Linked DNA regions of Homo sapiens: regions 1, 2 and 3 are each linked to region 4. The links are chromatin loops, found by intact Hi-C in ENCODE. Cell type or tissue: mammary epithelial cell. All regions are shown on one strand.

What was found. Peaks named below come from ENCODE experiments on the same cell type or tissue, not always from the same donor. Only the 100,000 strongest peaks of a DNase experiment are listed, where the experiment ranks them.
Region 1: it touches region 4 in a loop (13-fold over the local background); 16 of 110 quality-filtered maps call a loop at or near these places.
Region 2: it touches region 4 in a loop (4-fold over the local background); 2 of 110 quality-filtered maps call a loop at or near these places.
Region 3: a loop joins it to region 4, with 8 times the contacts of the local background. A loop is called at or near these places in 20 of 110 quality-filtered maps.

The regions. Positions count from the first base shown.
Region 1 is chr3:74,625,876-74,633,875 of GRCh38, reverse strand. No RefSeq gene overlaps it. Among named protein-coding and RNA genes, the nearest start is that of CNTN3, 15 kb to the right of the region's middle. In mammary epithelial cell, a CTCF peak has its summit at 3,083 (motif pointing right); no DNase peak of the experiment used is centred here; H3K27ac peaks cover 240 bases.
Region 2 is chr3:74,879,839-74,887,838 of GRCh38, reverse strand. It overlaps LOC105377167 (a long non-coding RNA gene), which reads right to left. Exons shown (of 6, transcript XR_940970.3): 4 at 7,454-7,534; 5 at 4,449-4,551; 6 at 2,103-4,350. Among named protein-coding and RNA genes, the nearest start is that of CNTN3, 270 kb to the right of the region's middle. In mammary epithelial cell, a CTCF peak has its summit at 4,030 (motif pointing right); no DNase peak of the experiment used is centred here.
Region 3 is chr3:74,996,790-75,004,789 of GRCh38, reverse strand. No RefSeq gene overlaps it. Among named protein-coding and RNA genes, the nearest start is that of MIR4444-2, 210 kb to the left of the region's middle. In mammary epithelial cell, a CTCF peak has its summit at 3,239; no DNase peak of the experiment used is centred here.
Region 4 is chr3:74,263,617-74,271,616 of GRCh38, reverse strand. CNTN3 (contactin 3) reads left to right here. Exons shown (of 23, transcript NM_020872.3): 21 at 4,239-4,351; 22 at 4,968-5,136; 23 at 7,116-8,000. The coding sequence ends at 7,216. Among named protein-coding and RNA genes, the nearest start is that of LINC02047, 270 kb to the right of the region's middle. In mammary epithelial cell, a CTCF peak has its summit at 3,827 (motif pointing left); a DNase peak (open chromatin) is centred at 2,686; H3K27ac peaks cover 443 bases.

The sequences.
Region 1 (8,000 bases), 360 kb before region 4:
CCTGCCTCAGCCTCCCAAGTAGCTGTGATTACAGGCACATGCCACCACACCTGGCTAATTTTGTGTTTTTAGTAGAGATGGGGTTTCTCCATGTTGGTCAGGCTGGTCTCAAACTCCCAACCTCAGGTGATCCACCTGCCTCGTTCTCCCAAAGGCTTTATAGATTCTTAGAAACACAATTGATGACCTGCAAAATAACCTCATATTAGAAAAGAACGGGTTTATATTGATCCAGGTATAGTTGCATGGGTCAAATCCTCATGTAATAAAGTCAATGTTATTAGCTTTAAGTTTAAAAAAAAAGATTTTATTGTAACTATAATAGCTAATTTTTTCAGTTGGCTGGCAGTTTTCTCACTCCCTTCTTCACATCATAGTAGAAGACTATCTTATGGCACGGGTAGCATGTGACTTGGGCCTGACCCTCTTCCGGTTGAACCATCTGAAACTGCCTGTATTTGACCATTTTGAACCTACAGAAACAGGAATCACATATGGTTCAAACCAGTAATTTTTCAACCCAAGCAGCTGTGATTGATCCAAGATGTGAGTATAGAAATGAAAACAGGGCCAATCAAATGCCTTTCCTGGATTACTCTTTGTTAGTCCCATGAGGGACAGGCTCATTGCCAGAGTTGCTAAGTTGGTGGTTTGGTTAGCTATGATCCTCACTACATACCTAGAGCTTTGCTGATCTGGAGATAAAGGCCAGTGTAGGGAGGAGATGCAGAGAAGGACACAGACACATACAGAAAAAATCCACGAAACACTGACTCTTCATATTCAGTATCTAAGGCCTTAGATCTCCTTTTCATTCTGAGAACTAGCCTGTATCATTGGCTGCAACATTATGGATATATAAATTCTTTGAGCTAGTCTTATTGTGTTTTCTATTACTTGCAACTGAAAGAATCCAGACTAAGAGAAAGGTAGAAATGTTTACGAAAAAGCTTGACAAGTGCTAATAATGAGGACAAAACAAATTCTAATTTAAGATCTTTCTCTATGTGGCAAGAAAATAAATTGGGACAATCAACTCAACGGGTGTCATTGGATGGAAGAGTTTTTTTTTTTTTTTTAGCTCCCTCAGGAGAAAATTGCAAAAGAGATCTGAAAGTACAAAGGTTAATCAACTCAACCCAAATTTGTGTTGAAGAGACAAATATGTGACATAATTAACTAACTAATTAATTGAAAAAAGTTAAATAATTAATTAGATTTGTCCTAACATTAGGAAAAAAATATCACTGCATGATGATATTTTTGAAAAAAACAGTTTTATGGTAAATTATTGTACATGGGCTGGGCTAATCTAATGTGAAGAAGTAGAAATGAGAAGGAAAGAAGATACTCCAGCCAAGTTATAACACATGAATAAACAGACAAGGGTGACATTTTGAAGAGACTTTGAAGGCACTAATGTCTGCTAAACCAGTATAAATTGTCAAATGTGGTAGAAAGATTGGAAAGGAGAGCCAAGATTATAAGAAGTAATCTTATAGCATCAACCTGGAAAAAATGCAGCTAACTAAACTTTGTGGTCCTTTCTCCTGTATTGTCATCTACGGCTCTATCTAAGAGGGCTGTATTTACAAAGGTCACATATTTATGTTTCCTATATCATTAAAGATTACCAATAAAAAGATACGGAAATGTAACTTTATTTACATCTATATTTTGTTTTATTGGTATATGATTTTTAATATTGGTATAACTATGTAGCATTATGTAGAAAAAAGAGAGAGAGAGAGAAACAGAGAAGAGGAGAGAAAGAGAAACATCAGAAATTGCACTTTGGTTTCAAGGTCCCTTCCTTGGTGGTAAACTCTATTTTTGATTTCACATCTGAGAATACTTATTTTACTTATCAAATGATGTCAGACTGGCTTAGCAAGTGCTAGGAGATGTGATTCAGAAAGCAACACACAAGGTCCATGAAAGCCTGAATCAGAACTTGTTACAAGTTGAGGAGAAAATTGAAGTCATAAAGATAATGATCGATGGATGTGACACCATTCTAATTAAGAACACCAGAGTCTGTCAGATGTTTGAAAATAGAATTGATGACCTGAAAAATAACCTCGGATTAGAAAATATCAGGCTTGTGTTGCACCAGGGGCTACTGAGACAGCAGTGTCGGCTGAAATATTCTTTAAACTGTGGATTATAAAAGTGTAGGAAATGGATAAGTTTGACCACTTTCAGCAATATATCATGGCATTCAACATAAACTAGGACAGCCACACAAATGTTTGTAGATGTATAGGCAGACAGAATTAGAAACAAAGTCTGTTGAAACTAACATTCTTCCATTTAAAATGTTTGTCATTCCAAGTGATGATTTCACTCTGATGAAATTATTCACTTGTTATGAATAAGAGTGTGAGAATATTTTAGAGATAGCTACTTTCTTCCATCTGATGTAAAGCATTATGGAATTCAGATTTATGCTATGTTTTAAACCTAACTTGAAGAAATTTTAGGTTGCTTTTTCCACTCTATGAAGACCTTTAAATAAAAGGGTATGTCAGTGAATAATGCCATTAGCATTATTAGTAATTCACTGTAAGAGGTTACAGCATTTAAATTTACCTTTTAAGCAAAAAGATATTTGTTTCCCTATAATTCAAGTACTGCATAAGTTGACAACCTCTTCTATGAAATTCAGAACAGAAATTTACTAGCTTGTGGTGGCTTTCTTAATGGAAAGTACCTTTTAAGCCTCAGTTTTTCAGATACTTAATATTTCCTTTTCTTGCTATTTTGGTTCTTTATCAATGGAATTTACTCTAAGTATATTCCAAATCCACCCGTAGGGAAGGCTTAAAAGAAATATTTCAGATCTCTGAATTCCATAAATTGTAAGTTTGGATATTTTTAGGTTAATGTTCATGAATTTAAATTTCATAATATGTTGTTTATGTAAGAAGAGTTATAGAAACGTATTCTCAATGTAATTGCAAAATGAAAGACGTTCATGAGGCAAGTGCTCTTCTGATCTAAGTCTTTCACTTCATATCCCATATTACTTACTTCTCCACATCTGCTGTCATTCTCTTTGTTTTTCCCCCAGCAGAGGGTGCAAAATAGTAAACCTTGAAACTGCTGCAAAAACTTGTATTAAAATCACAGTGATTTGTAAATCCAAAAGAAAAAAAATCTGTAACTGTTTATGGAGGGTGATTCGTTATTAGGAAGAAGGCTAATTAACATTACCTTTCTGAGGAGAGGGTCGTTATTATTAGCAATCATTGAGGAGGCAATTTCACTTGGGGAATTTGCAAAACCAGGATCATAATAAGGACAACCTAGACATGAAAGAATCTAATCTTATATTTAGTAAGCATAGCGCAGCAATATTCTTGTATCAATAAATGTATACAATTTTATTTTAAATGCAGTAAAAACACAACTCTACAAGCATTATTTCAAGAGACCTTCACATGTGATTTAAAGTAGAATCTTCCTTAGATATTTTGGACACAGACCACAAATAAATCCTAGAACAGCAATGACTAAATTAAACCATCCAACTCTAGGACGGTTATTTCTTTCACACATTCTCTTTATACCCTGATAAGGCAGATTGAAATGTTGGTCACAATTCTTCACCTTTACCTGTATCTATGCCTTTCGTCTCAAGATATTTCGCTTCTTCTCATAGGCTCAAAGTGTATTTTTACCCACCCCATTGACTTTAGGCTTAGTTATTTTGCTATTTCCACTCGCCCCCCCCCAACTGGATGGGAGTATCATGATGCAAACAAAGGTTTGAAATAGGTTTACATGGTAAAACTTACTGTTTTGCACCTCAGCCATCACCATAAGAAAAGTTTCCCTGGTTTACTACTGCAACTTCAGCTGGGTCCTCATAATCAATGCATATGGTACAGACGGCCAAATCTATGGTAAGGAGCCGAGCCCAGCCCAGGCAGACCCACACTGGGAAGCGCAGCTGTACAGCCAAGCCAGCAGGACCAGCTGAACCACAGACATATGAGCATGAATAGATGGTTATTTTTAAGCAACCAAGTCTTGGGGCAATTTGTTACAAGTATTAATATGGTGATAATTAACCAATATGTCAGAATCCATTCTTCTTCCAGGGAACTTGTTTTACAGTCAACTCATTGTTCCCTCCATTTCTTATTATAAAAAGTTATTATGGAACAGATGCAGTGGCTTACACCTGTAATCCCAACACTTTGGGAGGCTGAGGCAGGAGGATCATTGAAGTGAGGAGTTTGAAATCAGCCTGAGCAATAACGCAAGACCCTGTTTCTATAAAAAAATAAAAATAAAAAAAGGAATTATGGACTGAAATTTTTGATCTAGGCCCTGGGGATACAAAAAAAATAGTTCTTGCCTTTTGAAGGGCACAAAATAAGAAAATGTGGCAGGCACATAAGCTGGTAAATGCAATGGTGTAGTAAAAGAGACAAAGATAATGTGGTTAATTCTATGTGATCGAAAGTTAGAGAGTGTTGCTAAGGCCAACTTCTTAGAGGGTAAGCGGGCATAGGACAGGCAACAAAAGCAATCCCAAGACCCAAACGAAACAAATATCACAAAGGACAAAGTATTTTATCGGACAGGTTTCCTGAAAGGTGGGGAAAAAAACAACAGATCAATGCTGAATGACCAAAATGTTCCCTGCTGGATAAACAAAACACACTCACAAAAAATGATTCAAAAGTGTGAAGGAAAAGATGCTGTATTCACTTACTTGAGGGTAGCTCTACATCTTTGCATATGCCTTGAGTGAAGAGTTGCCCCCAGGTCATTCTCATTTCTGATTTCAAGAACAAGATGATAGGAATAATTATAATTATATTATAAAAAGTCATGTTGATTGGGGAATCACTATGTCCCATACACTATTCAAAATACTTGTATCCATTAATTAATGTAATCCTCATGCCAGCAATGTATTTATCATTATTATCCGCATTATAAAGCTAAGGAAACAAAATGTTCAAAAAGGTTAATGATCAAGTCTGACTATAAAGCTTGGCTCTTCATTACAGTCATCCACTAGGATCTATCACCATAAAGCTATAAATATCAGAGAGATTTTTTGGAGTAGAACCTATGGTATTGTATTGCTAACAAGCTCCCAAATCATGCTAATGCTACTGGTCTTCAGGCAAGAGTTTGAGGAGCAAGGGTCTAGAAGACACCAGAAAATGCCTATACTGCTTGTCCAGCTTTTCTGGGTGGCTGCGACTTGTGGGAAACAGGCACGGGCTAGACTCCAAAAATTCGTCTACATCAAAAACTTGCCTTTGCATCCTATTTTCTGTTGGGGATCCACTGCTTAGCAGAATCATAACTTTAGGAAATAGCCTTTGGATAAGTCAATGGGGTAGGCAACCAGGGGACTATTCAGACTTTCCTGTTTGACCACTGCACTGCAGTGAAAGTCTGAGGTGCTTAATTCAAATGCGAAGCCCAAGGGGTTGGAACAATTAGCTTACTATCTGCTCTTTGTGATCAATACATGACTAAACCTGTGTTGAATATATGATTAAACATCTCAGAGAGGCCACCGCCACTAAAACTCTGAGGCCAAAATTAAGCTTCTACCTTAACAGAAGTCCAGTCTCCCCAGTGACAACTGTCTTTAACAGTGAGATTTGATTTCAAGGCTATGTTTTGGGCTCAGAACTGGTAGAAAGATTTCTTGAAAGCCCTTACATGGTTAACTGCAGTCTCTTAGGAGGATGACTATGCCTTCCTAAGACATGACTGAAACTCATAACTTCCAATTAGGCAAAGAATCTCCACTGCCATTCCCCTGGTTGCATGGTAAGTAAAATCAGGGAGGACTTGATTACAGGGTGTTGGGAGGAAAATTGAGAAGACAAGACAGGAAATGTAGGCTGTGGCTTCTGATGGATGCCTACTTTTCATCTACAGGATCTTACTTTTCCCATGAGTATCACAGTTAATATTTTTTAGGTAGAGTTGATTGCATGACTAGTTCTAAGGGTGAGAATACGGCTCAAGTCTGTCAGTCATGACATTCATCTTCCTCCAATTTCAGAGGTTGGCTCAAGGATAGGTGGGTAAATCAAGGAAGACCAATGAGTGCATCAAGACATCCTTCTGGAACTTATATTGAAAATATTTACATTACAAGCAGTCTCTTCCTCATGGACTTGAAGCTGAGAACATGTAAGACCGCAGCTGTGAGAGGTCACCAAATGGAGAAGATATGTTTAATACTAAATTCAATACAATGAAGAGAAGAGGCAAGAAAGAAGAGAGAGACACTGCTGATGAGATGATTTGAGGCTCTGAATCTAGCTGTATCTGAAGCTAATGCTAGGCCTGGTATTTTTAGTTCTATGAAGAAATACATTTTCTTTGAATACTTATTGTTTGTTGTCCAAAGCTTTCTGACTCAGATAGAGTCCAAATGAGAAAATCAGAATGTAAAGCTGAGAAATTTGTATTTAATTTAAAAGGCAGTTGCAAGTTTCTTGAATAGAAGGTGTTGGGTAGGGTACAGAAGTGGTCACAAGCTGTGAAATGAATTTGCTGTTAAGTCAACTACAATTTACTTCAAAAAGAGAGAGAGATGGATGGGTGGATAATAAGAGTGTTAAATGGATAAATCAGGAAATTCTTTCTAGACTTACTTTACGTATGTACTAAAATATGTAGCAGTCCTCTAAGTCACTTCTACAGTTTGATAATGCAGATGGGTGGAGGTGTGGATAGAGAAATTATGTCAGACAACCAGAGGCGTCCTGTTTGTCGTACATATCTATACAACACTTTTTAATTGCATGGGTTTCAGAATAGAGAGATGATCACATTCAAGACTGATTCAGAAAGACAATAGTGCTTTCCAAATGTCTAATCTACAAAATATTGCAACAGATGCAGGAGGTTGGAGGCTTTGACAGTTCTATTTAGCAAGCAGTAAAGAGAGAAATAAGGAAGGAGAGACACATTTTCCCCCGCTCTCCCAGATTTAATGTCCAGAATACTTCCTGACTCATTGTAGTCCATATGCCTCTACCCACTTTATGTTTTAAGACCAAATATTTTATTCTCAAATTGAAGGTAGTTGGACCAAGTGGTTTTCCAGTTTCCAGGATGAAATGTTCTACCACAAGCCAGAAACCATTTAAAAAATCACCTACTACTCTCCCATGAGTCCTGTAAGCAAACAGATGTGCTACACAGAGAAAATGAATGCATCGTATTGCTGTCTGTGGCATAGGAATACGGTTATTCTAGTAGAAGAAAAGAAATAATGGTATATTTGGAAAAATATGTTTTAAAAGAGATATTTATATTTAAAATTGATATTTAATTGGGGGGAGAAAATAAATGATACATGGGATATAATATAAACATCTCTATCTTAAAATAATGTTCTCATAATACTAGTTTTTGCCTGTCTTTTACAGACACACTTCATTTAATTTGGTTTTAGAAATGGGGTTCTGTTTTTGCATTGATGGGTCTCAGTCAATGATGAGATTCCCTATGACTATTCATTACTTGTTACAGCTAAATCTCTAGTGAGGTGTGAATATTTATGAAGGCTATTCCTTTTTTGATTGGCTCTGATCCTGGTAGCCTTATTAAGAATAAGGTTTACAATAGATTTGCACTCTTGGTAAGCAGGGCAGCGTACCAAATACAGGGTAGAGCTGGAGTGTTTTCAACAAAAGCAGCACCTGGGAGTAGTAAAACTTGGAAGAGTATGAGTAGCCTCCAGGCTGCTTTCTTGTAATGTATGCCAGTTTTGAGATTCTGCCATTCTTTGCTCGAAGTTAATGATCTAAATTTTAAATGCAAGAATCCTTTAAAAAAGAGTGGTGGGAAAAGTAGATCAACATTGGGGAAAAGGCAGGTTTACTCTCAAAGGATCTATCACTGAATAATATAGCCATGTGTCTAAGAACCTTATCATCATTTTATAAAACATATGATATAAAAATTGTTCCTTAAGAGAAAGACATCAATGTGAATAATTACAG
Region 2 (8,000 bases), 620 kb before region 4:
AAACTGAAGAAGAAAACATATTTTCATATAAATTGACTCAAAAATTCAATACCTGTTCATGATAACAACTCTCAGAGAAATAGGACTAAAAGGAAACCTACTCAAGTTTCTAAGTGGCATCCATGAAAAACCTATACCTAACATTATGATTAATTGTGAAAGACTGAATGTTTCTTCCCTAAGATTGAGGGAAAGATGTCTGCTCTTATCATTATTATTCAACATAATGCTGGAAGTTCCAGCAAGAGCAATAGGCAAGATAAATAAATGAAAGCATATAAATTGTAAACAAAAAATCTATCTCTGTTTACAAAAGACATAAAAATCCTGAGTAATCTACCAAAAAGGTAAAATAACAACAAAAACCCTTATGAAACTAAGTGAGTTCAGCAAGGTCACAAGACACAAGATTAATGCACAAACTTAATCTCATTTCTATATACCAACAATGACATGCAGAAAATAAAATTGAAACAATATCAGTTGCATCACTTCCAAAAAATAAAATACTTAGTTATAAGCTCAGAAAACATATATTGGATCTGTATGCCAAAAATTAAAAAATGCTAATGAAAGAAATTGAAGAAGATCTAAAAAAATAAAGAGACATACTATGTTCATGGATTGGCAGACTCAACATAATAATGATGTTAGGCCAGGTGTGGTGGCTCACACCTGTAATCCCAGCACTTTGGGAGGCTGAGGCAGGTAGATCACAAGGTCAAGAGATTGAGACCATCCTGGCCAATACGGTGAAACCCCATCTGTACTAAAAATACAAAAATTAGTTGGGTGTGGTGGCACATGCCTGTAATCCCAGTTACTCAGGAGGCTGAGATAGGAGAATCACTTGAACCTGGGAGGTGGAGGTTCCAGTGAGCCGAGATCGTCCCATTGCACTCCTGCCTGGGCCACAAAAGTGAAACTCCATCTAAAAAAAAAAAAAGATGTTAGTTTACCCCAGATTGATCTATTAATTTAATCCAACTTTGATCAAAATCCCAGCAAGGTTTTTGTACACATAAACAAGCTTATTCTAAAATTTTTATGGATGTCATTGGTCCTAGAATAGCTAAAACCATCTAGACAAAGAATATAGATTAATGCTTACTATATAGCCACAGTAATCAAAACAGTGTAGTATTAGCCAAAGGATAGGCACATAGGGAGCCGGGCTAGGTAGCTCATGCCTGTAAACCCAGCACTTTGGGAGGCTGAAGTGGGCAGATCATGAGGCCAAGAGATCAAGACCATCCTGGCCAACATGGTGAAACCCTGTCTCTACTAAAAATACAAAAATTAGCAAGGCATGGTGGTGCATGCCTGTAGTCTCAGCTACTCAGGGGGCTGAGGCAGAAGAATCGCTTGAACCTGGGAGGCAGAGGTTGCAGTTAGCCGAGATAGTGCCACTGCACTCCATCCTGGCAAAGGAGCGAGACTCCGTTACCCCCTGCGAAATAAAAAAAATTAAAAAATTTAAAAAAAAAGACAGGCACATAGGCAATGGTACAGCATAGAGGATGAGAAATAGACACCCCCAAAAAAAAGGCTTGGCTGATTTTTTACAAAGTGCAAAAATCAACACAGAGAAAGGTTAGCCACTTTAACAAATGGTGGTAGAACATAGAACAGTAAGACAAACAAGCAAAACACAAACACAAAAGAAATCCATACCAAAAAAACCCTTTGAGTTCAGTGACACAATTTATACAAAAATGAACTCAAAATGGGTCATAGACTTAAATGTGAAACAAAATCTGAAAACTTTTAGAAATAAAAACACAGGAGCAAACTTTGGGATCTGGAGCTAGGCAGACAGTTATTGGACTTGACAACAAAATCATGATCCACAGAAGGAAAACTTGACAAATCTGATTTTATCAAAAATAAAAACACTTGCTTTGTGAAAGTCCACGTGAGGAAAATGAAATTACAAGCTACAAGATAGAAATAAATATTTTAAAACCACATAGCTGACAAAGGAATAATATCTAGAATATATAAAGAACTCTGAAAACTCAACAATACATAAATATTTAATTAGAAAATGGACAAAAGGCATTATAGACCAAAGAGGATATAAAATGGCAAAAAAGCAGGCACATGGAAATATGTTAAATATTTATTGGTCATTAGAGAAATACAAATGAACACCATAATGAGATATCACCACACATCTATAAGCATTATTAAAATGAGAATTACAACACCAAATGCTGATGAGGAAATGGTGAAACTGGATCATTCATACATCGCTTTTAGGACTGTGAAATGGTACAGACACTCTGGAAAGCAGTTTAGCAGTTTCTTAAATATTTAAACATGCAACTACCATATGACCCAGAATTTTATTCCTGTACATCTATCCTAGAGAAATGAAAACGTATGTTCCCACAAAAATTTGTGCGTGAATGTTCATAGAAGTTTTATTGTAACAGCCCAAAACTGGTATCAACCCAGATGTGCTTCAGAGTTGAATGGCTAGGGTGGGCGCTGTGGCTCACGCCTGTAATCTCAGCTACTCAGGAGGCTGAGGCTGGAGAATAGCTTGAACACAGGAGGCAGAGGTTGCTGTGAGCAGAGATCGCGCTGCTGCATTCCAGCCTGGGCAACAGACTCCATCTCAAAAACAAAAAGAAACTAACAAAAAAGAGTTGAATGGTTAAACAAAATTGTAATACTACTCAGCAATAAAAAGAAATACACTATCGATATACAGAACTACTTGAATGAATCTTTAGGAAATCATGTTGAGCAAAAACAAAACTCCAAATTGTTGTATACTACATAATTCCACTTATATTAAATTTTTGAAATGACAAAATTTTAGAAATGGAGGACAGACTAGTGGCAGATAGTTAGAAAGGGAGGTGGAGAAATTGGGGAAGAAGGGGAATGGGTGTGGCTCAAAAAGAATAGGAGGGATCCTTGTGGCACTGGAACCCCTCAGTATTTTAACCAGGGTGATGATACACGAACTTATACGAGTAATAAAATTGTGTAGAACTTCACACACACATTAAAGAGTAAACTTAGGAAAACTGAATAAGATCAGTGGATTGACTGATGTCAATATCCTGGTTGTGATATCATACTATAGCTCTAAAAAAGTTACCACTGGGGAAATTAGGCAAAGTGTACAAGCCTTCTCTTTACATTACTAACTTTTACAACTGCATGTAAATCTATAATTATCTTGAGTTTTTTTCCTTCTTTTTTTAATGGAGAGAACATCCTCAAAGATTTTCCTTCATGAAAATGTTAGCTAAAACGAAAATCCACACTTAATGCCATGAAATTGTCCTAAAATAATACTGGGTGTTTGTGTCTTCTTTCTTCTTTCATCCATTTTTATGACATGATGTGACACAATGATTAAGATGAGGGGATTTGAAGTTAGGCACACTTAGGACAAACTCCTCGGACTTCCACCAACTAGCAGTGTGATCTTTGGCTAGTCATTTAATGTCTCTTAGATTCTGATTCTTCCTTAATCTATACAAATCTCAGGCTTTTGGTGCCTCCAGACTATAAAGACCAAGCCCAAACAATTTTAGAAGGTCTTGAAGCTTCTGGGAGAATTAAGCTGAGGGAATTCTGGGATGGCATTGAAAGAAGGGTTCCTTATCTGAATGTATCCCATTTATAGCACTTTATTTTTTGTAAGTGTTTATTTTCACATATATGATCCAGTGATGGTTTTGAAATATGTCCACAAATTCTTTGACATTCTTGCCTCCAAAAGGTGGAGTCTAACTCTCTCCTTTTGAGGATTAGGTGAAAGTGAGGTATGTGACTTACAAGGGTAGGTCATTGAAGACATTCTTGCTTCTGTCTCTTCGATCACTCCCACTGGGGAGACCAGCTGACGTGTCATGAGGATGCTTAAGCAGCCATATGGAGAGACCCACATGGCAAGGTTCTGAAAATTCCTGCCAACAGCCAACACAGAAGTGAACATGTGACTAGCCATGAGAGTGAATTCTCAAGCCCCAGTCAAACCTTCAAATGACTGCAGCCTTGGCTGACCTCTAGATGGCAACCTCATGGAAGACTCCAAGCCAGAACCATCTAGCTAAACTCCTGAATTCCTGAGCTGCAGAAACTAAGTTTATTTATGTTTGTTGTTTGAAGCTGCTAAGATTGGAGGTAATTGATTATGCAGCAACAGATTGAATTCATAATCTAATTTTATTCTTTACACAGTTCAGAAATATTAAATAATTTTTTCATGGTACAGAGTTAGTAAAAGATAGACCCAACCAAATTCTGATGTTCCAATTTCAAATAAAGTGTCATGGGACGTCTTCCAGCTTGTATGATCAATCTTCAATTTAAAATCCTGAATCACTGTTTTAAAGAGAGACAAGTTGCTGTCAGCCTTGGGTGTGGTGGCACCCAAGAATAACAGCAACAGCCCTTCAGAGCCAGACAGAAATAGCCCTTACCCTGGATCCTGTGTTTTAAATGGTTCTTTTTTGTTCCAGTCTCATTCTGCATGCAGAAGCAACCCATGGATGCACACAAAGCCCTTCATGGTGCAGGACAGAGCTTGAGAGAAAAAGAGATATTTTAAATTATCTTAATATCATACAATCCTTGCCACTCTTACCATTGGAAAGCCATGAAATAATTTGAATAGAATGTGTGAACAGCTAAAATGAGGATGATTTTATTATTCATGAAACTTTAATATAAATACTTTATAATATGAATCTAAACATGGCCTGCAGCCACCCATGTTTCATCATGGGACTTCAAGGAGTTTTCAAGGAATTCAAGGAGCATTTAAAATTTGAATGTGGCATTCTAAGTCATTATGAAGGAATATTTATTAAGCTAAGAGCACAGAACATTACACAGGAAATTTTATTAGCTTTACTTTATAACTTTTAAATATTTAGAACTATGGTATGTGGCCTTCTTATTAGTATATGGTATAAGGGGCTCTTGCTTTTAGCCCCTCAAGTGACAAGATTAGGAAGCAGGCAACTACTGTTTTTCCCTCCATACAGGGACCAAGGAACCAACCTGAAATACTATAACTATGATAACCCTTCAGAAAACCCTTCTAGGGTTCTAGTCTATAATTCTAGGTCCAACAGAGGAAAGAAGGATGTGATCTTTTGAGTTCAAGAGCCTGCAGATCCAGTTACAATAAAAATCTTAAGATTACTGTGTATTGGGGACCATGTTAGGTGCTTTTCATGAATGACATTATGTAGTCCTCACAACAACTGTGTTGGTGAGGTGCAATTAGCCTCATTATGCAGATGAGAAAGCCAAGACTCAGAGGTATGTTCCAGATCCTTTAGCGAGAAAGAGACAGATTACAATTCTGTCTCATCCCAAGGCCAGTGCACATGACTACCATTCTTCACAGCAGCAGATCTACTTTGGAGGAATTTAGGTGTCACATTTCCCTGAGTTCTGGAATAGAGGAAAATCTCCTTTGAAAAGACCACAAGTAGAGTAGTCTTGGGAGACATTTGCACAAGGGTTTATCCCAAAAATCTATTCTAACTCTTAAGGGTTTATCAACTTAGCATATTAGTCACTACTGAATTTTTATGTTGTTATAAAAAATGTTATTTCTAAAATAACATCAAACCGAAAAGAAAGGAAAAAGTCAGTGAATAAGGCTTTGGGATATCAGAAGAAAGACATGAACCAAAAGTTGAATTTATAGGTATTAGAGGAAGGAAATCTTAAAGGAAAACATAAGGAAACTCCATGGGGACTATGAGTCTACAACCTAGTCTGACAGTTTTATGTTGCACCATAATTTAATATAATGGAGAAATTCAGGCTCTAAACTATTCATGTTAAAGTTTCATGAATAATAAAATCATCTTCATTTTAGTTGGTCACATATTCTATTCAAATTATTTTATGGCCTTCCAATGGTAAGAGTGGCAAAGATTGTATAATGTTAAGATAATTTAAAAGCAACTGCGTACGTTGCTTAATCTTTAAATAATTCTTATTTAGTGAGAATTGAAAAGCACTGATGAGTAAATGAAGGATGAAAGACATTTATAAAGGTATGAAACATCACTCAGAAATGATCATATTCTAGTTAACAATTCACATAACAATTTCAGCTTTAAAAGGAGTTCGCTGTATTGTTTAGTGCAATATTTTGTCTATTTAGGCAGAAAATGATAGATTTAGCACTACAATATTAGCAGTGTTTAAAAGTCCCAGCATTTCCATCTTAGAAGTACTTGCCCCAATCTTCCAAGAAAAAGGCTTATATTAATTTGCCATTGAACAAATGACACAGTCCTATAAAAGAAAGCCAAAACTTTTCCTTCCTAGCTTTGCTTTTCAAGTAGAATAATATTGTGTCATATCACCTAGTATTATTACTTACATAAAATTTTCTTCCAGGATGAAAATACAAGAGTGAATGATAAGTTTCCTTCTGAGCTGGCATCCTTACCATGGAAGGTAAACCTCTAAAACACTGTAAAATCACAAACTGCCTAATATAATAAATTTCTTTTCCAGATAGCATTATCTTTCACTACTTATTTCTTCCATCTTTCATCCATAGAGTTTTACATTATTCTCACGTTGTATATAGTGAGACAGTCACAGGGCAAAACCTAAACAATCTTTGCCCTTGACAAATCCATTAACAAAAAAAAAAAAAGAAAGAAAGAAAGAAAGAAAGAAAGAAAGAAAGAGAAAGAAAGAAAGAAAGAAAGACCCTGGCTTTAAGCTGGTCGTTATTTGTTTTCTTGGATATAATGCACTTTTGAGTTTCAACCCACAACCAGGCTTACTTGACTTTACATTTTTTGTCCATTTTATACAGTATTGCTTTTAGACAGAAAGTATGTAAAAGAAACTCACAAGCTTAAAATTATATATACAAATCCTTCTGACTGTGCCAAACTATTCTGAGAAAATCTTTTTCTCTCAAAATCCCAAAGTACATTTTAAAAATTCTCATTTGCCCTTCATAACCTCCTCATCTGTCTGTCTAAAATGCCTTCTCTTTAAATAACTTAACAACACCTGCCTCCAACATTAATATACATATTACCAAACATAAATATATACATACTTACGCATATTCATATGCAACACATACACATGTACATTTGCAATTTATAAATGGCAAACTCACCTTCTCATTTACAAGTGCAACTCATTCTAAATTTATTTTCAGTTTATATCAACAAAGTTTTTTTAAATATAAACTCTTTTCAGTATGCCAAACTATCCTGAGAAAGTATTTTTCTCTCAAAATCCCAAAGTAAATTTAAAAATTCTCATTTGTCCTTAATAATTCCCTTGTCTGTCCAAAACCCTTCTATTTAAATAATTTAACATGTACTTCCAACATATACATACTACCAAACATAAATACTTACATATTATGCATATCCATATACTACACACACACATATATACATATGCAATTCATAACTGGCAAACTCACCTTCTCATTTCCAAGTGCACACAGCTCATTCCAAATTTATTTTCAGTTTACATCAACAAACGTTTGGGTTTTTTTTTTAATCTAAAGCCAAACAAAGCACAAGACAATAAATTTAGAATCTCCTGCTTATATTCCAAAAAATTATCCTGTGAAAGATGGCAATGAGGTTTTACTCCCCCAGAGAAAGAAACCAATCTCCAAAATAATGTCCTAGGAAAGAGCTTTTCCCTGAGATTTTCTTCTTTATTTTTTATAAAGGAAAAAATACAAATACAGAAGGCATTTGAGCAAATCAAATGGTAAGAGGCTTCTACATTAGCCACACTTTTTCTGTTCAGAAAAGAAAAACAGTTTTATCATATGCTGTAAATTCTGCAGAGTATTAAAAAGGGATTTAGTCACTCTCATTTTTTTTTCTAAATCTCTTTCCCACAACTAAGATTATTTTTAGTGAACATGAAAAGGGGAAAATAATTCTTGAAATCAAAATAACTGAATTTGTATGTTTAAGATAAATTCAAAGCCCTAACAATTTCCTCTAATATTA
Region 3 (8,000 bases), 730 kb before region 4:
TTTAGAAAACCCCATTGTCTCAGCCCAAAATCTCCTTAAGCTGATAAGCAACTTCGGCAAAGTCTCAGGATACAAAATCAACGTGCAAAAATCACAAGCATTCCTATACACCAATAATAGACAACAGAAGAAAAGCATGAGCAAACTTCCATTCACAACTGCTACAAAGAGAATAAAATACCTAAGAATACCACTTAAAAGGGATGTGAAGGATCTCTTCAAGGAGAACTACAAACCACTGCTCAAGGAAATATGAGAGGACACAAACAAATGGAAAAACATTCCTAGCTCATGGATAAGAAGAATCAATATCGTGAAAATGGCCATAGTGCCCAAAGTAATTGATAGATTCAATGGTATTCCCATCAAGCTACCGTGAATTTCTTCACAGAATTAGAAAAAACTACTTTAAATTTCATATGGAACCAAAAAAGAGCCCATATAGCCAAGACAATCCTAAGCAGAAAGAACAAACCTGGAGGCATCATGCTACATGACTTCAAACTATACTACAAGGCTACAGTAACCAAAACAGCATGATACTGGTACCAAAATAGATATATAGACCAATGTAACGGAACAGAGGCCTCAGAAATAACACCACACCTCTACAACCATCTGATCTTTGACAAACCTGATAAAAACAAGCAGTGGGGAAATGATTCCCTATTTAATAAATGGTGTTGGGACAACTGGCTAGCCATATGCAGAAAACTGAAACTGGACCCCTTCTTTACACCTTATACAAAAATTAACTCAAGATGAGTAAATACTTAAATGTAAGACCTAAAACCATAAAAACCATTGAAGAAAATCTAGGCAATACCATTCAGGACAGAGGCATGGGCAAAGACTTCAAGACTAAAACACCAAAAGCCATTGCAACAAAAGCCAAAATTGACAAACAGGATCTAATTAAACTAAAGAGCTTCTGTACAGCAAAAGAAACTCTCACCAGAGTGAACAGGCAACCTACAGAATGGGAGAAAATGTTTGCAATCTATCCATCTGAAAAAGGGCTAATATCCAGAATCTACCAGGAACATAAACAAATTAAAAAAAAAATCAGAAAGTGGGCAAAGGATACAAACAGACACTTTTTAAAGGAAGACATTTATGCGGTCAACAAACATGAAAAAAAGCTCATCATCCTTGGTCATTAGAGAAACGCAAATCAAAACCACAATGAGATACCATCTCACGCCATTTAGAATGGTGATCATTAAAAAATCAGGAAACAACAGATGCTGGAGAGGATGTGGAGAAATAGAAACGCTTTTACACTGTTGGTGGGAGTGTAAATTAGTTCAACCATTGTGGAAGACAGTGTGGTGATTCCTCAAGGATCTAGAACTAGAAATACCATTTGACCCAGCAATCCCATTACTGGGTATATAACCAAAGGATTGTAAATCATTCTACTACAAAGACACATGCACCGGTATGTTTATTGCAGCACTATTCATAATAGTAAAGACTTGGAACCAACACATATGCCCATCAGTGTTATACTGGATAAAGAAAATGTGGCACATATATCCCATGGAATACGCCACAGTGATAAAAAAGAATGAGTTCATGTTCTTTGCAGGGACATGAATGAAACTGGAAACCATCTTTCTCAGCAAACTAACACAGGAACAGAAAACCAAACACTGCAAATTCTCACTCACAAGTGGGAGTTGAACAATGAAAGCATATGGGCACAGGGAGGGGAACATCACACACCAGGGCCTGTCAGGGGGTTGGGTGCTAGGGGAGGGATAGCATTAGGAGAAATATCTAATGTAGATGACAGGTTGATGTGTGTAGCAAACCACCATGGCATATGTATATCTATGTAACAAACCTGCATGTTCTGCATATGTATCTCAGAAGTATAAAAAATAAATACTTTTAAAATGCAAATTAAATAAATGGAAACACCTCAGTTAAATGCCACCAGGATGTTTATTATATACTTCCATAAGAGATCTGTATTCTTTCCTCATTTTAAAGCAGTGTGTTCATAAACATAGAATAAATAAGATGTTTATTACAGTGGGAGGGGATCCAGAGGTGTGGTGTGTAGGTATGGAGTGGAGAGGTTGCTAATTTAAATTCCAGCTTAAAATGATCAATTTTAAATTATTCCACTCAGAATATCTCTTTAGAAGTAAATCTTTGTTCAATCACTCTGAAAAGCTACTTGACAATATTTCAAAGATGTCCTGTCCTTTCACCGACCATTTCATTTCCAGGAAACTCTCTAAGGAAATACTCAGAAAGCCATTCAAAAACATAGGTGTAAAGATAGTCATTGAAGCTGTATTCTAAATGTGCAATAACATCTAAATCAGTTTTGTATTTTCATCTGATGAGGCATTATTCAGAAATGTTTAATGGTAATTTTAAAAGATAGTTACACAAATGCAATACATATATCATTTATGGCTTTGTTATAATAATTATATTTTGGGGAAAGATATAAAACCGTATTTTCAGCTTTATTTCAATTTTATAAAAATACACATCTATATAAAAATAGACCAAAAGGAATATATTAAATGTTAAGTGAGGTTATTTTGTATTATGATATAATAAATAATGATTGTTATTTTACTTCCTTTTGGTGGTTCTGTGACTGTTTTAAAAATTTTTTTAATTTACTAGAATCTACTAAATTTCTAATTTGGGGGAAATAAATATGCCACTTGAGAGACAGAGGGAAAGAAAGAAAGAGAAAGCAGAGAAGCAACCTTGTTAATTGAGCATGATAATGACTTCAGACTTTAATAAATAATATTCTAGTTGATGACAGAAACCCACAATAACTGAGTCTAAGAGAAGCTAACCCAATCACATATTAAGACTCTTTGTAGAGTTGTGCTCATGCAGGGCAAAAGAAAGCTGACAAATAAGAAACTATGACATAGCCAAGTTTTAAAATAAGCCCCAAAGCGCAGAGTTGGATATATTCTTCATAAGCTAGGTTGACAATAGCTGGGTATTTGAATTGTTTGTGTTTTCTTGCCACTGAAATCATTTTACAAAAGCGTCAAATTTATTTATTTAAAATATCTTTTACTCCACTTTTAGCACTTAATATATTTTTAACCTTTTATTTGTAGGGATTTTTTTGTTCTTGTTCCAAAATTAATAGAGTGGCTAGATTTCACAATGGGTGCCTATACAAAAGCCCCTGTAAATTCGATTTCCCAAGGCATAAATAAATGTCAGTAACTCTCATATGTCTAAAGAGGGAGCTATTGACTAAGAATGGCTGGAATATGTCAAATTGAATAAAGATATTTCTCAATTCACAGAGGAACTCTCATACCTGTTACTAATTGATTTTGATTCTATTGATACTTAATTGAAAAAAGTACATCACTTTATGAATCAATACCACCACTATGAATCTGAAATACTATTTTTCCATTGGCATCATTTTTCTAGCTGCAACAGTTTCTCATCCCTTCACTGTTCCTTACCCTTACTATAAATTGGTACCAAAAAAATCTTCCATTTTTGACAAGTATTATATTTGTATGGGTTCTATAACAAAGTACTATGGTATTTTCTACATTTCCACTATCCATCCTCTTTGCAATATTCATAAATTATAGTATTATATTATCATTATGCTTAGCCTTTAAAAGCTGAGCCAGAAACTAGACCTTGGGAAGATTTGTTTTCAAAATTAATCCATTATGTAATTTTGAATTACAATGGATGATAACATACTAAAGAAGAAACTTCATACTAAGTAAGTAGGTTGAGTAGTAACAATTTCTGAAGCATGCGTTATGCATAGTACATATGTACACCTATTGAAATAAAGATGGCCAACTTCAGGTACTGGTTATTCCAACCTGGTGATTTATAAGTAATATTTCTGACATATTCTCATAAAATATAATCAAGACAGTTTCTGGCACTTACAATCCTGAATGCTAAAAAGTTTTCAGAGAGTCATGCTGAGCACAACACAATGTGTATTTCTAAAACATTGCAGAAATATGGTGTCAATGAATTTGCAGGTGAAGCTCCTTTGAAAAGAACATCATACATTGACTGCCATCTTCCTCTTTCCATAGACAAAATAAAACATCTTGAGAAATCTACCCAGTTAATTTTTATTTTCCCAAAGAAGAGATTTTTCATGAAATGACTGTGACTGTGATTTGTGATATGGGTCACACCACTGCTTTCTTCCTATCTATGTCAGGATCGCTATGTGATATGATTTTGGTAACTGGCAGAATTAAGTGCAAAGCAATGTTTCCTTCCAGTTTGATTTTGATAAGCTCTCAAAATCTAAAACACTCTACTAGGATTTCAACTTAGCAGGATACTATTAATCAAATTTCTTAAAAAATAATTAATGAAAACATAGTAAAAGTACACTGACAATAAAACTTGAGCAGTTAAACATTCAAATGATAATGAATCATTTGCATTACTGAAAAAGACATAAATTAATCAGATACTTGAATATAGAAGGTAATAAAGTGACTCTACATTAAATGTAGAATTTATTTTAAAATTTATTTTTAATATGATTACATTTAACTAAAAATTTAATATTTAAATATTAAATATTTAAGAGGGCCGGGCGCGGTGGCTCACGCCTGTAATCCCAGCACTTTGGGAGGCCGAGGCGGGCGGATCACGAGGTCAGGAGATCGAGACCATCCCGGCTAAAACGGTGAAACCCCGTCTCTACTAAAAATACAAAAAATTAGCCGGGCGTAGTGGCGGGCGCCTGTAGTCCCAGCTACTTGGGAGGCTGAGGCAGGAGAATGGCGTGAACCCGGGAGGCGGAGCTTGCAGTGAGCCGAGATCCCGCCACTGCACTCCAGCCTGGGCGACAGAGCGAGACTCCGTCTCAAAAAAAAAAAAAAAAGAGAAAAACTGAGACTGTACCTTTACAATTGGTAATAATAGGTGTTGTTTATTGTTTTCTATGACATGGAGTGCATACTGATTTAGTTCTTACCTAGACACACTGTAAGGATTTACAAAAAAATCATTTTTTGAGTTGAATAGAAAATGAACCTGACCATTATTCTTTCACTTATATCAAATTATAGATCATTACCCATTAGCTGAAAATCATTGAGTTATCAAGAAAGACTAAGAAGATTAATTGCTTTGTGTTTGAGATAAAAATTTCCCCAAGGGAAACAGGTACCCAGGGTTTAGTAGCACATTTCTAATAGATCATATTTCATGGCTACATTTACTCACTAGGAAGTTGTGTATTAATATTATCTTAGGACCTAGGCCATATCTGTGATTTGGAATTTGTAGATATAACCAAAATGTCTATCAAATATGAAGGTAACACTTTTTTGACCCAACTGTAAGTTATAGGTTTTATTATATTAAAAAATTATTTAAGATGGTGAATTTGCATCAAGCCAATTAAGCTCTTTCACCTCATCAGCATTTGACTAGCAGACTGGGTTTTTGAGTCAATGATTCAAGACTTCAGTTGCAGGCTGGTCAAGAGATTTTTCTCCAAGTGATGCTAAATGGCCCCATGACAATTATGTTATGGCTTTGACCTCCTTGCTGTCAATAATTGACCTAACAGATTCAGACATTTTCTGCAGTCTATTAATGGGCCAACATGGATTTTCTTCTATGAAAAATAACTATCAATATCTTTTTTTTTTTTTTTTTTGAGACAGAGTCTCTCTCTGTCACCAGGCTGGAGTGCAGTGGCAAGATTCCGGCTCACTGCAACCTCCGACTCCCCAGTTCAAGTGATTCTCCTGCCACATCCTCCCAAGTAGCTAGGATTACAGGCATGTGCCACCACACCCAGCTAATTTTTGTATTTTTATTTCACCGTGTTGGCCAGGATGGTCTCGATCTCCTGACCTCGTCATCCACCTACCTCGGCCTCCCAAAGTGCTGGGATTACCGGCATGGACCACTGTGCCTGGCCTTCAATATCTTTTAAAAATACCTTTTTAAGACTTTTGAATAGTCAACACAATGAGTACTGCAAAGATTCTGATTTGTAGTTAAAAACATTTTAAACCAGACTATAGGTAAAAAAACTCCTTATATTACTGCAAATAATTCAAATGGAGGCAAAAATAAAAACAAAAAAACCTTAAATATTATCACCTTAATTGGAAATATGAGTTTCCCATAGTAGTGTTAGCTTTCTCACTGCAAACAATTGGCACTAGAGGTGAAGAGGAAATTAACATCACAATAGGTCAGTCATCACCCCTCATGGTTTGAAAATTTATTCATAATATTGATTGACACTAACATATTGTAATTGTCTCCTTTAATGCAAAGATGATGACCATGTAGGAATCAATGTGAGCAATGTCTCATTTTTAGAATGCCGATTTGATTCCAAATTACTGATTAGTTCTGCTCAGAGAACAGGGTCATTATGAACTATTAGAGAGCTCAGTTATTTGTAACAGACATTTTCAGGGTCAGAGTAAGTGAGTAAGAGCAATATTCCTGCACTATATAAAGCAGTTGTTGTAGTTTGGGAGTCTAGAAGGAAATTAAAATCTACAGAGGTGTCTTTTTGCATTTATATTTCATGGGAGAGCAGTCATCTCATTTTTAAAAAGGTAAAGCTTCATTCAGATTATTCATTTATTCAACAAACATTTATTGAGTAACCAGCACTAAACTGAAGGCTCAAAAATAAATAAAACTTGTTGTTCCCTTTCAATGTGCTGTGTTTCCAAATAATTTTTCTTTTGTAACCATTCATTTTGATAGTGGGACTTCCATACCATTTTTAAATATTGTTTGAAATTTTAAAATAAATGAAATAACTTGACTAAAACAAATAAAATAGCATTGAGAATTACAAAACACCTCCCAACCACTAGAAATGTCTGATATGAACTCTTTATTCCATCTCAGCCTGTCACAGACCCCTTTAACTAAAATTTCTTGGTATGGGATAAGAATCTGCATTTTTCAGATGTTACCAACTATACTGTTTGGGAACCTCTCATAGAGTGAAATGATAGTGTCTTACGAACAAAGAAAGAACACAGAAACGGCCGGGCGCAGTGGCTCACGCCTGTAATCCTAGCACTTTGGGAGGCCCAGGTGGGCGGATCTCAAGGTCAGGAATCGAGACCATCCTGGCTAACACGGTGAAACCCCGTCTCTACTAAAAATACAAAAATTAGCTGGGCGTGGTGGCAGGCACCTGTAGACCTGCTACTCGGGAGGCTGAGGCAGGAGAACGGCATGAACCCGGGAGGCGGAGGTTGCAGTGAGCCGAGATGGCGCCACTGCACTCCAGCATGGGCGACAGAGTGAGACTCCGTCTCAAAAAAAAAAAAAAAAAAAGAAAAAGAAAAGAACATAGAAACATTGAAAGAAAGATTGCTTTGAAAATGGCTTTCACTGTTGAAGACAATTTTAAAGATTGTACAAACTATGTGGAAATACTATCTTAGCACAAAAAAAAAGCAATTTAACAATGAGATTTTTATGGGTACCTGGACCCTAAATTTTATTTCCTGTTTCATAGAAATTCACACAAGTAGATATTTTATGCCCAATAATTTCTGATAACATTTTATTTTGTAATATTATCAAAACAAAATCTTTGATATTTGTCCAAATATTGCAAACTTAAATCATTTCAAAATTTTTCTTATTCTTAACCAAAAGCAATGAAGCTTTCCCCACCTCTTAACTCCTTCTCTCTTCTTCTCTCTTCTTTAGAACTTATTTTAAAGATCACAGTGTTCTTAGCCTTTATGTGTCTTTCAAAAACCTTAAAATGAAAGCAATATGATCTTGAAATCATAATAAATAAGTTTAATATATGTGTGTAAATGGGGTGTGTATATATTCTTTTAGGTGTTTCCTTAAATAAGAATTCAGATACTCTTTATAGTGGGAGTGGAAAGAATACCGATTTGGGAGTAAAAATTTTTTGCATCTCTAGACCAAGGTAATACCATTTAATATTCTAGGAAAAATATGGAATCAAATTATTTGTTAAACAC
Region 4 (8,000 bases):
TGAGAAACATACTGAGTTTTGTATAATTAATCACAGCAAACATATGTTCTTAAAATTTCATATTTTGAAAGTAAATGCCAGCTTCACTGTTACCACTATGAGACATCACCATTGAAAGCTCCAGGCAATAATATTCTTTAACAACCTCTACTTTGTATTATATAAAGGAAAACATTTATTTTAGAAAATTTGGGGGAAAAAGTCTATAGAGAAAAAATAAAATTCACTCATAATCCTATCACTCAGAAATACCATAATTAATATCATTTGTCTTTCCTTCCAGACTTCTGTTCTATGAAAAGTTTCTCTTATACAGTGGAGGTTATGCTGTGTATTTTGTTACCTGTATACTGTATCGTAACTGCCCGTGGATGATATTCCATTGTGATGAACGCCACAATTTATTTAGCCATTTTCCTGTGGATAGACATGTCTTATATTCCCACCTTCCCAGTTTCATCTAATCATGGTTATATGATAGTAATCACTTGTTTTCAGGCAAGTATCTGCAGAGTAAGTAAAATCTATGAAGCTGATGTTGAGGAGTCTGAAAATCAAGTGCACAGAGGATCATGATGGATGCTTAAGGAACAACAATAATAAAAACCTCTCGAGAGAAAGTTATTTCTTTATGTAACACTTAAAATTACTGAAATGATTATGTGTATCCTGTCAATTAGTGTTGTGATATAAATCTAGTGATATGTCATCATTTTACTAGGATTAGTTTTTTACCAGTTTTTTCTAATTTAGCATTCTGCCAACAGTAGAGGTTGACAGGAAAAACCTATAGGATATGAACGTTGACAAACGATTTCCAAAAAATTTCAAAATGTAGACTACTTACCAGTTTAGGTCCAGTAAATTTTGGAACTCAATCATCCTATTCTGGGTTGCACTTCCACACAGGTTCAAATACAAAAAGTAAAATTAGAAGTCCTAGAAGTTACACTATCAACTATCCCCTGCTCATTCCTAATTCACTACTTGACTCCATACTTTTACAAAAGTTCATTGTGTTGCTTCAGAGCTATCTAAACTACTGGTTAATAGCTATGTCAGATTAGGCTAGTCCAGGCTGAGGCACCTCAAATCCCCAAACCTCAGTGGCCTAAAACTATACTTTTTTTTCTTCAACTCATACTATATGTTCATCATGAGTGAGATTCAGATCTGATCCATTCTGTCTCCCATTCTGTCTCCACTCCTGAACCCAGAATAATGGAGCAGCCAATCTCTGGGACTTGGCAATCTCATGGCAAAGAGAAAAGAGAGGAAAGCAAACCATACTCTTCAATGACTTTTATGGCTGCCACTTGGGGGTGGCCTATTTCCCTTTGGCCCACATTCCATTGGTTGAGGCAAGTCCTATGGTGAAGTCCCATATCTATGGGATGCCAATGAGAAGGAGAATTATGCCTATTTACAGGCAGGGAACCACAAGTCCCATAGCCAACGCCAACATCAGTGAGAGCTAGGCAGAGAAGCATAATCCTCTCAAGGTGCAGAGGACTTAAACAGAGCTGGTTTGAATCCACATAATACTTCTCACTAGTCATGTATCTTAGCAAGCTTTTTTAAACCTTTCATTGTAGTAAAGTACACATAACATAAAATTTAACATACTAAACATTTAAAAACATACAGTTCTGTAGTGTTAAGTCTTTTACATTTCTGTGCAATAGATCTCTAGAACCCTTTTCATCTTGCAGAACTGGAACTTTGTACTCATTAAGCAATTCTCCATTTCCCCTTCCACCAGCCTCTGGCAACCAGCATTTTATTTTCTGTCTCTGTGAATTTTTGACTATTCTGAATATCTCAAATAAGTAGAATTATAAAGTATTTGTCTTTGGGTGTCTGGCTTATTTCACTTAGCATAATGTCCACAAGGTTCATCCATGTTATAGCATGTGTCCAAATTTTATGTTTTTAAGGCTGAATAATATTTCATTATAGGTAAATGCCCCATTTTGTTCATCCACCCATCTTTTGAATAATGCTGTCATGAACATGCTTATACAATCTTTTTAAATTTTAACTCTCTGGGTCCAGATTATGTATGTACAGAAATGGGCTTTATTACAATGCAATATAATGAGGATTAAGTAAATTATATTAAAGCACATTCTGTAATCCCTAACATATTATAGACGTGTACTAAGTATTAGTTACTAATAATAGCATTTTGAACATGGGTGAAAGTTTCTCTGGTCCAAAATTTCCCAAATATTGTCATTCTTACCAGTGGTGGTAAGAGATGATCTTAAGGTAGTTCGCGAACATTATAAAAATTTAGAATGTTTATATAAGGCATTAAATTCATTTATTTTAGAGAGTGCCCAAAAATGTAACTAGCACATCAAGCTAATTATTGTGTGAATATTATTGAGATGAAGGTAAAATAGATGTTTAATTTTTCTTAAACCAAGTTATTTTTTTAAATAGCAAAACATGACAAAAATGATACATGACTGACGTTTAGAAAACAGTAATATGATTCAAAAAGAACAAAGTTAGACCCTATTATTTCTTTTTTGTTTTCCTTTTTTTTTGTTTTTTTTTTTTCTTTTTGTCATTTCAAAAAGTATTCATTTCAGGCTGAACTCATTCAGCCCACGTATGTTGTGACTCATACAAGATAAACCCCAGTGTTCTATTTGCAGTCATTTCTCCCTGAAGGCTGATGTTGGTATAGGTGATTTAACCAAAATTACTCAAACTTTTTGTAACCTCCAAACACACACCTTTTGTTAGAACAAACCATGCTGTAGTATAGCTCAGCTGCATCAAACCAAACCTGTCCTTTTATAGTGCTGTCAGGCCACAGGGTATCACTGGCTTTGGGAAATTGTCCTAAAAATTGTACATTCATATTATTTGAGTAACCAGAACATGGTCATTAGTATTTCAACCCTAAGCAGCTGCTATAATTTTTTTGTTGTTATTAGCAGAGCACAGCAGCTCAGACAATCTTAGCTGACCTAAACTCATTGTGAATACTCACATCACAGAATTTTAAAGGCAACATAGAATAGTGTTAAAAGAGACAAAAAGCAAAAGAAATCCACAGGGAATACAATCTCGTTTGGTGTCATTAGACTCATAAATGTATTTGAGTTCTTCCTATCTGTAAGTTCAGCTGTATTTCCCCTATGGCATGAGTCAATGATGTTTAGAAATTTCTCTGGATAGCTAATGTTTTATATCATTTTTCCATTACAAATTCAGTTAGCCAAATCACATTCTGTGGTTAAATCTACAAATATAACACTGAGGGCAATTGTGATGCTGTTGTTGAATGAATAATATTATGTTTGTTGTTGTTATTGACAAGAAACTGATTTTTCCAGTGCCCTATCTGTGTTGCTATTGACAAATACTATCGGCCATCCCTCAACACCCTCACCCCTTAGCATTAGTTTACAGTCCAGCGTTCACGAAAAGGAACTAAATTATGAATCTAAGTTTAGAAACCGCAGAGAGTTTCATTAATCCTCTAATGGAATCCTCATTAACTTTTTAGCGTTTTGCCTTATTTTTCTCAAAAATTGATTTAAGCCTGGAAAACGAAGACTTTTAAAATATAGACTCTCTTGCAATTTTTCATGTGTATAGCTATTACTCCATGGGAATAAATCTAAGTAATTCTTATTTTTGATTGCCTCACATTTTGCCCATCTTATCATACAAGGCTGGCTCCAAAATCATATACACTTCATTTCACAGAACTTTAATCTGTCCATTTGGCAATTTCTTCCAGCCTCTGTATGCGTCAAAATAAGTCCCGCCGCCTTCCTTTCTTGGTTTAGGAACAAGCAGCCCTCTAGTGGTAGATAGAGGAATTTCCTTATCCCCCCCATCGACGTGTTTTCAACGAGACACAGTAAGTGTGAAATGCTCTAAAGTGTATGATGAGCATGATAAAATGAATTATCTTACACATTAATTGAAATGCCTTTTTTGGGACTTTTATTTTAGATTCGGGGTACATGTGCAGGTTTGTTACATGAATAAATTACGTGTCACGGGGGTTTGGTGTATGAATGAAATGCCTTTCTAAAAAAAGGAAATTTATATACTCTGTTATTTTTTTCTGATTTCATCTATTACACCAAGCATTACCAAAGGCATCCCGTTCTACTTCCACTAGCTTCCTATGATAGCCGCCATCTCCTCCGTGTAAAATATCACTTGTACTTCGATCTGTTTTAAAATTTCTCATTTTGCATTTCAAGCTCCCAGTCAGCCACCAGGAAATGTTGTTTGGAATGCCACAGACACTAAAGTGTTACTTAATTGGGAGCAAGTTAAAGCCATGGAGAATGAGTCAGAAGTAACAGGATATAAAGTAAGTTTTCTCATTTGCAATGCTTCATTTTCGTAATTTTGGCAGTACTTTTCAAGAGAAGCTAGGTATAAGTGAATTTTTCTATATATTGATATGGTTTCTGTAATCTAATTTTGACAAAGATACCAAGCTTTCCATAAAATGGGTAATTTTTCAAAATAGCTTCTTAAATATGGTTTCAAGTGAAAGAATTCTGCTCAAGTGGGAATTTTGGACACAATGTCTCCAAATTGTGTGTTAGTTTGCTACTATTGATGCTGACCTATATACTACTTAAAAATAAATAAATAAAACTATTGGCTCTGATTCCATGGCCAGGCATTCAAGGTCCATACACTATGGCCCTGCCTTATCTCTCCAGCCTCATAAATACGCAGCCCAGCTGGGCTTTTCCACGGGAGAAGTTCACTCTTCCCAAGCCTCCCTGATTTTGAGAACCTGATGATTCTGCCATGTGCTAACCTCTAATCTAAGACTTACAATTAGAGTCATGAATGAAACTTACATTCTAGTGGATATAGAAGGACAAAATTAGTTAATTTCAGAGAGACAAATTCTATGAAGAAAACAAAAATGGGCAATATAACAAGTAAGTGTATTTGTTCATGCATTTTAGGTTTTCTATAGGACTAGCAGTCAAAATAACGTACAAGTACTGAACACAAATAAAACTTCAGCTGAACTTGTGCTGCCCATTAAAGAGGACTACATTATTGAAGTCAAGGCCACAACAGATGGAGGGGATGGGACCAGTAGTGAACAGATCAGGATTCCACGAATAACCAGTAAGTTGGTTGAAGCCATTATTTACTTTATTGACATCAGTGTTACTATCCGCCATAGTGAGTCAATCAGTATCCCTCTGTCCATTCTTTCTTTCCAGCAAGGCTTACATCCAAATGCCGGTAAGGTTTTGGCAGGTGAGACGTGGGCAAGAGGAACCCCTCAAGAGTGGTGCAAAATAGGGAGAAAAGTATGAGGGTGTGAAGAAAAGATGTCAAAAAATATTTAGCAAAACTTCATTAATTTGATTTTTTTTCCTTATTCTGAGTTTTACTTAAATTTGCCTTTGGATCTCCTATAAAAGCAGAATTCCCTAATCATTTCTTTTAGATCTTTAATAGTCTAGTTATTTGCCTCCTACAAATTATAGATAAATCTTATCAATTCTTTAAATAGAATGATTAACATTGTCAAAGTCCTAAACCACTTACCTGTGCCAAACTAAAAGACTCCTTAAAAATTCTTCTCCTAGTTTCCAAGGAGGTTCATACGAATTTTTCCTCTCCAAATCCAAGTAAAACCTATTTTACTATAGAAATTATATGTTTAGAGTTGGAAACAGACTTTGGTTTGCGTATTTTATCAACTGCCAATGCTAGAATAAATTTTATCCTCACTCTTAAATCCCAGGTCTGGAGTTTTCTGGCCTCAGTTTAACTATTGTAGAGTCCATTTTGACTTCATATGCTATTCTATAGTTCTTAGTGACATGACTTTGTTCCCTGTTTCCATTCATTTAGCATGGGTAATCAGGACTGAAACTTTTGTCTTTAATCTTGGAAAACAAAATGGCAGACATTAGTAACTGAAGAGAAACGGAAATAGAAAACTTAGAGAAATTCTGTCTTTCTGTAAAACCATAAAGGCTGCCATACTTAGACTAAAACAAACAAAGCTACACTAAGAAAACAGGAACTACTTATTGCAGAACTAAGTTCTGCAAAGTAAAAGTCTGCAGAACCCATCTTGGACTACAGAACTCTCTAAAACTGTATGCACTTCAATAGAGCAAAAGTAGAAATTAAATTTAGTTTATTATTGTTGTTAATTTAGGTTTTGAAATAATGAATATGTGCTTCTTGTTCCCTGAATGGTGCAAGGCATGGAGTTAACATTACAATATGGGCAAAGTGGCAATTTTAAAAGAAATATGTTCTAGGCTTTTGCAGGGACAGATGTTATTTTAGCATTTTAGGGCTGCTGAGTCAAGAGTAGCCTTTTCATCTGACATCTGCTGTCTTGCTGAGCTTGCAAGTGACCACACAGGGCCATCTCTATGAAAACGAAGCTTTTATTTATTGCCTTTTAAAAAGATTATGTTTTATATTATGTGTAATAATTTATCTGGAAATGCATAAAATAGAAACAAGCACAGACCCTTCAAACCCTTACCCAATGAAGCATTCTTAATTAAACCATTGAATTATCTCAAAGTTGTTTGTAATCAAGTATAATTGTTTTCAAAATGATTAAGTTGTTTTTCCCATTTCAATTAAAGTTAAATAATAGTAGATGAACAAAGCCTGGTATCATTTAAGAAAACTTAAACACATTACTGTTTTTATAGATACTCTTGGCAACTAGTATATGCTGCATTGATAAATAAAATGAAGGCTAATAACAACTTGTGGTGGTTCCAGGATAGGTTCACGTAGTGATTTGGTTTTGATAGGAGAGGTATTGCCTTTGCTCTGTGTCTTAGTCCTTTTTGGCTTCTCTAACAAAACTACCTAGACAGGTGGCTTATAAACAACAGAAACTTAATTCTCACAGTTTTGGAGGGGAGTCTGAGAAGCCCAAGGTCAAATTGCTGGCAGATTCAGTGTCACCTCTCGAAGTCCCTCACCTCCTAATACTCTGACATTGAGGGTTAGGATTTCAACAAAGAATTTGGGGGGAACACCACAAATATCCAGTCTCTAGCACCCTGATTACATATTGGTACAATCCTTATTAATGAGCTCTTCATCAACTTTGACAGGTATGGATGCAAGAGGATCCACTTCAGCCATCTCGAATGTCCACCCTATGTCAAGTTATATGCCTATAGTACTGTTCTTAATTGTATATGTCCTGTGGTGATATTAACTCCTTTTTATTATTTATTGGAAAGTTATTTGGTTACCAAAAAAAGTGCTTTCATGAAATGCAGTGATTATGCATGTTTTTTTCAACTCTTATTTTTAACTTTCTACTTCATTATAGGTAAATATGAATATAATTAAAAAAACAGTAAATCCTTTTAGGGGAATCTGAAATGCCTTAATATTAACTTGATAAACCAAAGGAATTTACATATTACATACTTCAGACTTTTGATATAAATGTTCTTAAACTATGAGTTTAAGCACTGCCTATGGATAAAGACTCACACACTCTCACATGTACACACACACGCATGAGAATTTCTTTTTACATTGAAAAACTCTTTCATTTAATTCAAATGCTATTTTCCCATTATAATAGCATTATTTGGAAGACTTAACCAGTATCAATTTGAAATGCTGATTTAAGTCCCCAAGGATGAAAAATACATTTTAAAAATTATTTTGTTGGAGAGGAGTGGCATGTGATTCAAAAGAGCATTGTTGGAAAATGCTACTGTGGGGCTTAGAAGAATGATGTTTGGTTTGGTATGCTGCTAACTAGTTGTAAGACTTTACAAATCACTTTGCCATCTGTACCTCTCAATTATTCCTCTATAAAATATGGAGATAATAATACCTATCTGATCAGACTTTGCCCCATGAATTAGTTTTTAAAAGATAAAGACTGAAGTATGAAAGTGCTTTTGTCACCCCAAATGCAATTGACCCATGCAAAATATTAGCATGAATTTATTTAATCACATAAAAGTCATGAAGAC